2 separate regions of the Homo sapiens genome follow, and region 2 is linked to region 1. The links are chromatin loops, found by intact Hi-C in ENCODE. Cell type or tissue: PC-9. All regions are shown on one strand. Links, peaks and the distances in the headings refer to the core of each region. The heading gives the core; the rest is flanking DNA.

The links. A loop is a pair of places that touch in the nucleus more often than their neighbours do. Peaks named below come from ENCODE experiments on the same cell type or tissue, not always from the same donor. Only the 100,000 strongest peaks of a DNase experiment are listed, where the experiment ranks them.
Region 2: it touches region 1 in a loop (2.7-fold over the local background); 14 of 110 quality-filtered maps call a loop at or near these places.

The regions. Positions count from the first base shown.
Region 1 is chr3:183,546,694-183,551,085 of GRCh38, forward strand. The region is part of intron 1 of KLHL6 (kelch like family member 6); the gene reads right to left. It overlaps KLHL6-AS1 (KLHL6 antisense RNA 1), which reads left to right and starts at 2,042. Exons shown (of 2, transcript NR_046687.1): 1 at 2,042-2,270. In PC-9, for the core only: no CTCF peak of the experiment used is centred there; a DNase peak (open chromatin) is centred at 1,758.
Region 2 is chr3:183,478,216-183,482,607 of GRCh38, forward strand. No RefSeq gene overlaps it. Among named protein-coding and RNA genes, the nearest start is that of SNORA63E, 27 kb to the left of the region's middle. RefSeq lists enhancers at 1-519, 2,216-2,265. In PC-9, for the core only: CTCF peaks have their summits at 2,322 and 2,521; a DNase peak (open chromatin) is centred at 2,356.

The DNA of each region.
Region 1 (4,392 bases), core at 185-4,184:
ACTTATTACCACGCATAAAGTGTTGGGGCAAATAAATTAATAAATGAATCCATTTTACTATTCGCGTTTCACAACTTGCTGGGATCGGTAGACGTAAATTGTTAGCCTCGCTCTATTGTAGACATCGGCGTTGAGCCTCAGAGGAGCCAAGCAATTCCTCCAAGATTTACACAGCCAACAAGTGGCGAGTCCGGACTGAAACCCCAGTGCCATAAGTCTTTTTTTTTTTTTTTTTTGACGGAATCTCTCACTCTGTCGTCCAGGTTGGAATGCAGTGGCATGATCGCAGCTCTCTGCAACCTCCGCCGTCCGGGTTCAATCGATTCTCCGGCCTCAGCCTCCTGAGTAGCTGGGACTACAGGCACACGCCACCGTGCCTGGCTAATTTTTATATTTTTTAGTAGAGACGGTGTTTCACCATGTTGGCCAGGCTGGTCTTGAACTCTTGACCTCAGGTGATCCACCAGCTTCAGCCTCCCAAAGTGCTGGGATTACAGGAGTAAGCCACTGCACCCGACCTCAGAGTCTTTATTTATTCCACTTAGGACAACTATTTGTATACTCACTGCTGAAGTACTAATGCATTAGACTAAAGAGCGCTGGAGGTGCTATATAACATTTAAGATATGCTAATATCCAAAGAATTCTGAATGGCAAAGCACATCTGGCTCCCAGATTTTTGGGTAAGGGATTATGGGGCTTTCTGATAATGTTAACAGTTTTCATTTTGGTGTTATTTGTCTACCTTTTCTCACATGCATATCTTTCCATAGTTTACATGCAATTTTGCATCTTGCTTTGCCCCCTGTTTTCATTATAATATTTTTCCTACGGTGCTCCATGCTTTTCATAATGACTATTTATTATATTGCTACCAATTTCAACAGAGGCATAATATGAAAATCATTCTCTCACTGTGGACATTTAGGTTGCTTCCAGTATTTTGTTTTTATACGTGACGTGGTAATCTTTGCATTAAGCATTTTTTCCCAGTTTGGAATATGGACGGCCTACATTTTTTCAGGCACTTTGCTGGATTCTTTTTATTTCATTCAGTCTTCATAATATCAAGTAGATAGCATGGTGTCCATTTCATCCTTGGGGGAGCTCACTTTGATGGGAAGAGTGGTTTCCCCATGATGTCTAAACTGAAAACAGGCCTCTTCACAGAGAACAGAAATGTGGCTAACAGGTCATTTCCTATGACCCCTCAGCTCCCCAAGACTCTTTTGCTAGTGTAGGCTACATAAGCTGAAAATGAGGAGGAAATGTAAAAATCAGAGCCTCCTTGTGCTCATACACACATGCACAGGCAGGATACTGTTGGAACATTCATTCCAGTTTATGTCTGGGGGCTGAGCTGACAGACCCCCATAGCAGCAAGGACCCAGCATGCCTTAGGACATCAGTCTGGATCAAAGGGTTAAAAAAGAGACAAGGAAGCAGGGTCAGGGTGTGCAAGGTGAAAAGACAGTGCGCTCTGAAAATATATGGGACCTCACTGTGGCTAGAACCAGAAACTGGTTCTCACCATTTGGGAAGCCCAGCTCACTGCAAAATATGGCACACTCTGTAAGTGACAGTGACCTGTGAGGGCAGCCCTGCTGTGATTCCCAGGGTTGGCAGAGGGAGGGGAGTCCTAGTGATGAGGGGAGGGGTTATCAGGCTTTTCTCTGCCCTGTCTCATGACTGGCCCTTCCTTCATGCATAGAAAAGCTTCCAGGCTGAGGCTGAGTCATTAGCAATCTCCTTTGTTGATGCTGCTGCCTGGAATCCTTGTCTGGATTCCTGTCTCACTCCTGTCTTGTACCGCAGTCTCTAGGTCTGGTTCCTTGAGGCTATGTTGAGAGGACTTTACCCGCCAGCTACAAAAATCAGGCATAAGGCCAGGAATGGGAAGGTTATTGTGAGCACAATCTATGCACTTGTTAATCATTATTACATATTAACCAATTACTGCATGGCAGAAAAGTGGGGCAAGAGACTACTCTTAAGCCACATGTAGATGTTGTAATCCTGAGCTTTGTCTCCATAATGGGGTAAGATGTCAGAAAAGAGTCAGAAAGCCCAGGTGATAGAATAAGTGCCAAGAACATATACACCATGGAATACTGTGCAGCCATAAAAAGGAATGAGTTCATGTCCTTTGCAGGGACATGGATGAAGCTGGAAACCATCATTCTCAGCAAACTAACACAGCAACAGAAAACCAAACACCGCATGTTCTCACTCATAAGTGGGAGTTGAACAATGAGAACACATGGACACAGGTAGGGGAACAACACAACCCGTGGCCTGTCGGCGGGTGGGGGACAAGGGGAGGGAGAGCATTAGGAAAAATACTTAATGCATTCAGGGCCTAAAACCTAGATGATGGGTTGATAGGTGCAGCAAACCACCATGGCACGTGTATACCTATGTAACAAACCCGCGCATTCTGCACATGTATCCCAGAACTTAAAGTAAAATTTAAACAAATTTTAAAAAAGAGAATAAGTGCCAAGAAAAACAAGAATGAGTTAAGGCCATGTAGGTCTGTATTAAAAATCTGGCTAACAGCAAATGTGTTGAGGATTGCTGCTGCCACAGTGGGTACACTTGAGAACTCAAGTGAAGCCAATGATTGTAACACCAGGGTCAGGCCCTATATTTTCCACTTTTAATATTTTCCAATATTGTGGATCAGAACCAATATGATAGTAAATATTTCAGCATTATATATCTATAATCCCTTATCTGTAGTTTCAAAATTCCCAAAGTGCTGATAAATGTAAAGTTTTTTGTAACTTATTTCATGGCTAAATCCAACTTGAATGGCACTCGTCAGGTCGGGACACCTGAGTCTTGCTCTGTTGCCCCGGCTGGAGTGCAGTGGCATGATCTTGGCTCACTGCAACCTCCGCCTCCCAGATTCAAGCAATTCTCCTGCTTCAGCCTCCCGAGTAGCTGGGACTACAGGCATGTGCCACCACGCCCAGCTAATTTTTTGTATTTTTAGTAGAGATGGGGTTTCACCATGTTAGTGCTTGACTCTTAAATAGGAACAGATATCCAAAGACTACCAGATATTTAAGTATAGCCTCTAAAATAAAAGACAGAGGCCAGGTGTGGTGGCTCATGCTTGTAATCCTAGCACTTTGGGAGGCCGGGTCAGGAGGATCCCTTGAGCCCAGGAGTTTGAAACTATCTGGGCAACATAGGGAGACCTTGTCTCTAGGAAATAAATAAATACATACATAAAATAGAATAAAAGAGACAAAAACAAAGAGAAAAATACAGTGAAAACAAACAGTAAAAAACAAACAAAAACAGAAGAGTGGTTTTTTAAAAAATATAAACCTCAAAGAGATTAAGTGAAAATATGACCTATACAAAACAAGAACAGGATGTTATAAAAAGGAAGCTTCATACATAAAACAAGAAAAAAGTCTTGGAAGTTAAAAACTGAGATTCTCAACAGGTTGGAAGATAAAATTGAGAAAAATCTTCCAGAAAGTAAAACAGAAAGATAAGAGGATGGACAACAGGAGAGAGAAGATGAGAAAGCTAGAGACTGTTCTAGAAGTCCACATCTACTGAATAAGTGATCCAGAAATAGTAAACAAGGAAAACAGTAACCATGTAATTACCAGGCAGTAATATGAGGAAATGTTCAGGATTAAAGGATGTGACTCTCCAGATTAAAAGGGTTCATCAAATGCATAGCATAATGGTTGGAGTAAAACACACATACACACACACACACGCACGCACACACACACCCCTCCAAGGCACATCATTGTGAAATATCAAAATGTTATTTAAAATCAAAGAAAGGCCAGGCGTGGTGGGTGGCTCACAGCTGTAATCCCAGCAATTTGGGAGGCGGAGGTGGGTGGATCACCTGAGGTCAGGAGTTCCAGACCAGCCTGGCCAACATGGTGAAACCCTATCTCTACTAAAAAAATACAAAAATTAGCCGGGCATGGTGGTACATCCTGTGGTCCCAGCTACTTGGGGGGCTGAGGTGGAAGAATTGCTTGAGCCCAGGGAGGCTGCAGTGAGCCATGATCAAGCTGCTGCACTCCAGCCTGGGCAACAGACCAAGACCCTGTCTCAAAACAAAACAAAAATATATGCGAGGCCTTAAAAATTTACTTCCTATGGGCTGGGCGCAGTGGCTCACGCCTGTAATCCCAGCACTTTGGGAGGCCAAGGTGGGTGGATCACGAGGTCAGGAGATTGAAACTATCCTGGCTAACATGGTGAAATCCTGTCTGTACTAAAAATAAAAAAAAATTAGCTGGGCGTGGTGGCGGGCGCCTGTAGTCCCAGCCACTAGGGAGGCTGAGGCAGGAGAATGGCATGAACCCAGGAGGCGGAGCTTGCAATGAGCGGAGATACTGCCACTGC
Region 2 (4,392 bases), core at 136-4,135, 69 kb before region 1:
AGACAGGCGAGGGCACGCCCAGAGCAGCTGCAGTTTTTATCAGGAGAGACGTGTCACCCAAGGGCCTGGATAAGACTCCCCCACTTCCGCAGCCCTCCTCCTGCTTTGTCTCCTAGGATAGAATAGAGCACGATAGGATGAGGTGGGACAGATGAGGACTTCACACACTGTAAGGGTAAACATTGTTTCGTCTGCTTGTGTTTGAATTCTATAAATGTATTTCTGTGTTGGGTAAAATTTGCGTCTCCCTGAGGTTGCACTCTAAGGAGTATGGAAAACCTGGCTCTAGACTAACTGGGCCCCCCGTGGTGCTCCAGGCATCCCCACCCTCACCTGTGGCACCTGGAGCTCCTGCTGTCACCGGCCCAGCTGGGTCCTGTGTCTTTCTCTGGTTGTCAGGGCCTGCGCTGACAGTCCCCCCACAGGGAGGTGGAATCTGGGGTTGACAGGGCTGGGAGGATCCTTCCTCTTTCCAGGCTCAGGCAAATCCTCGCCTGGAGGCGGGGAATGGGCTAGATGACCCCTGAAACAGTTCAGTCCAGGGTCTGAGAGCCCCTCTGTGCCCAGCGCTGTGCCCCCTCCCCTTCCTACGCTTCCCTGCAGGGCCCGCGAGAGAGAGGGGAAAGCAGCTGCCAGCTCCAGGCAGTCATTTTACCCCAGGTGCCACTTACCCTGCGGAGGGGCTGGAACCAGCTAATCATTTTACCTGGAGGTGCCACTTACCCTGCAGAGGGGCTGGAATCAGCTAATCATTTTACCTGGAGTTGTCATTTACCCTGCGGAGGGGCTGGAGCTTGTCCGGTTTTCCAGTTCCTGTGTTGCCTGCCAGCCCTGTCTACCCCAGGCTGTGGGTGTCTATGGCTGACAAAGGCCCCTGAGCCAGGCCAACCCCAGCCTCCCAGGGGGTGGCTCTGTGGTCCCTAGCAGCCCCAGCATCATCCAGGGCACAGAGGCCATGGACCCTGGAGACACAGCCCTTCCTATTCATCCAGGGCACGGCTCCCTCTGTCCCTCCATCTCTCCCTCACAGAGCTTTCAGCAAGATAGATGGTCATTCTCCTGTCCTCACTGTTTGCTCCTGGCATAAGGGGACCCCGGGGCTGGATGACTTCCCTAAAGAGGAGTCTCTCAGGGTTTCCTCAGGTGCTCCGAAGTCCTGTCTGGAGGATGAAGGTGGGGGGCACATCCCTGAGGCAGACTCCCCGCTGCCCTCCCTCCACCCTTCACCGATTCCCCATGTATTAGTTTTCTACAGCTATGTAATCAGTTTCCCAAACCTTAGTAGCTTGAAGCAACAAACATTTATTATCTCACAGTTTCTGAGGGGCAGTTTAGCTAAGTGGCTCTAGCTCAGGGTCTCTCATGAGCAGCTTTCAGCCAGGGCTGCAGTTCTCAGACGCCTTGAGGATTAGAGAATCTGCTTTCAAGAAAGCCTCATACTTTCTTGCAAGGTAACAAATAAGTGCTGTAGATCACCTAAGAAAACAGTGCTGTATTACGCTTTGTTACCGAGAACCCGCAAAAGGACAGCCTGGATTATGCTAAACAATGCAAGGGAAGGGTAGGGCAAGTGGCCAAATCCCTGATGGTAGAGGACAAATTCCAAAGCAAAGAAAAGCTGGCAGGACCAATTTATGAATTGTGAAAGCCTAACATTAAGGCATTGTACCATTTTTCCTGCCACAGGATCAGCTATCTTGCAATCAATGGCCTCTAAGACTCAATAATCCCGGGATAGGACCAGCTGCAGTCACTCTAAGAGCTCCCTCTGGGAGGGGAGGCCTGGCAGGGAACCGTGAGGACACAACAGAGCTCTAGGTCTGGCAGTTGAGACAGGAGCTTCTTTCCTTTTAGGAAAATTACCCCAGGCTGTCCTTGGCGGCACCCCATCACTAGGAGTGTAACTAAGGAGCTTGTGGTCATCTTTTGTCCCCTCGTGGACACTTTTAAAAGTGCAGCCCGGCCGCGCACGGCGGCTCATGCCTGTAATCCCCAGCACTTTGGGAGGCTGAGGCAGGCGGATCATGAGTTCAAGAGATCAAGACCATGCTGGCCAACATGGTGAAACACCATCTCTACTAAAAATACAAAAATTAGCCAGGTGTGGTGGCACGTGCCTGTAGTCCCAGCTACTCGAGAGGCTGAGGGAGGAGAATCACTTGAACCTGGGAGGCGGAGGTTGCAGTGAGCCGACATCGCGCCACTGCACTCCAGTGTGGTGACAGAGTGAGACTCTGTCTCAAAAAAAAAAAAAAAAGTGCAGCCTTTCCTCCTGTATGAGAGTCTGTTAGGGTGGAAGTAAACTCAGAAGTCACCTTCAACCACTAGGGGGTTTTATGGCACAGGTCCCTGGCCTTGCACAGATCACAGAGTGAGTTAGTAATAAGTATTTCCAGATTTTTTTTTCATGGTGACTCTAAAGTTGTGACATGCTTGATCTAAAATCTTTGAATCATAGAAGCATGGACTTAGATGAGACCTGCGACATCACCTCACGGCATTCCATATACCCGCTCCCTGCAAGCAGCGATGGGCAGAGCAGAAGCGTTGCCAGCCTTGGAGACCCCCACACTTGCGTTCAGTCTTTACTCTGGGAAGTCTCTGAGCCTCAGTTTTCTCATCCATATAGCATCAATTTACTTCACAGAGTTCATGCAAGAATTAAACAAAATGGTGTACGTCAGAGACTGCAAACTCAAGTGCCTTCGGGACCAAGTAGGTCAGTGGACACTGGCAAACCAGACTTACAAGCCCTTTTCTTTTTTCTTTTTTCTTTTTTTTTTTTTTTTTGAGATGGAGTTTCACTCTTGTTGCCCAGGCTGCAGTGCAATGGAACGATCTTGGCTCACTGCAACCTCCGGCTCCCGCGTTCAAGCAATTCTCCTGCCTCAGCCTCCCGAGTAGCTGGGATTACAGGCATGCGCCATCACCCCTAGCTAATTTTGTATTTTTAGTAGAGACGGGGCTTCACCATGTTGGTCAGGCTGGTCTCAAACTCCTGACCTCAGACGATCCGCCAGCCTCGGCCTCCCAAAGTGCTGGAATTACAGGCGTGAGCCACCGCGCCTGGCTTACGAGCCCTTTTCTAAAGGGAACAGTACCTGTTCTTTTCTGTCCAGTGAAGTAGGGATATGACCCCTGTGTTGCCAATTTTAAAAAATATGGCAGAGTCCAAAAAGGTATCTATGGTTTTCATTGTTCAACCTCTGGCGTGTGTAAAGTGTCCAAGAGGTGATCAATAATGGTGGTGGTAATTACTGGGGTGGCAGCTCCTCAGGACCCCCACACTGCCCCACCCCTACCCATACATTTCTCCCGGTAGGTGTTGATATAGTAACATTCTTGGAGTGTCACTGTGTACCTGGCACTGTGCTAAGTGCTATAGATATAAAAACCAGCAAGAAAACAGCCCCCAGCCCCGTGGGCCTTCAGTCAAGTAAGGACAATTACAGCAGCTAACATGTGCGGTGCATTTACAATCTGTTGGGCGATGAGCTAAGCATTCCACGTGTACGATCTCGTCTAATCCTCACCCAAACTCTATGAGGCATAGTCTATTATTACTGTACTTTCAGGATGAGGTGACTTAGAGTGGAGGTGAGTAACAAAGCCGCAGCCTTTTCTAACCCTCAGCACATCTCCAGGCTTGCTTCCTGCTGAGGATTGCAACCCACCTCCCAGGGAGATGAAGTCTCTAAAATTGGAAATAAAAATTTCAGCACCTAATTTCTAGCTTGCATCTGAATTGCCACACGTTCTTTTACAGGTTTTTTTTTTTGTTGTTGTTGTTTTTTGTTTTTGTTTTTGAGACGGAGTCTTGCTCCGTAGCCCAGGCTGGAGTGCAGTGGTGCGATCTCCACTCACCGCAAGCTCCGCCTCCCGGGTTCACGCCATTCTCCTGCCTCAGCCTCCCGAGTAGCTGGGACTACAGGTGCCCGCCACCACGCCCAGCTAATTTTTTGTATTTTTAATGGAGACGGAGTTTCACCGTGTTAGCCAGGATGGTCTCGATCTCCTGACCTCGTGATCTGCCCACCTCGGCCTCCCAAAGTGCTGGGATTACAGGCATGAGCCACCGCGCCCGGCCTACAGGTTTTTAAAATAGTTTGTTGGTTTGCATTTAGCCATTGAAATTTTTATTAGTTTGTTTTTTAATGTGCTGGATCTCAGGTCACATGATTTTAGGCTGCCAACAAGATCTTTTCAAAAATTAACTGGGCTTCCTGGGGCACACTAACTTAAGAGTTCTGGCTTTTGTCCCCTTTTGCCCATCCCCACTAACACCAGCACTGATGTTCCCACTGTCACCAAGATGCTGAATGGATAAGCGGTCACATGATCAAAGTACTGCCTTCCACCTACACTGGGAATGAGTTGGGATCGTAGCTCCTG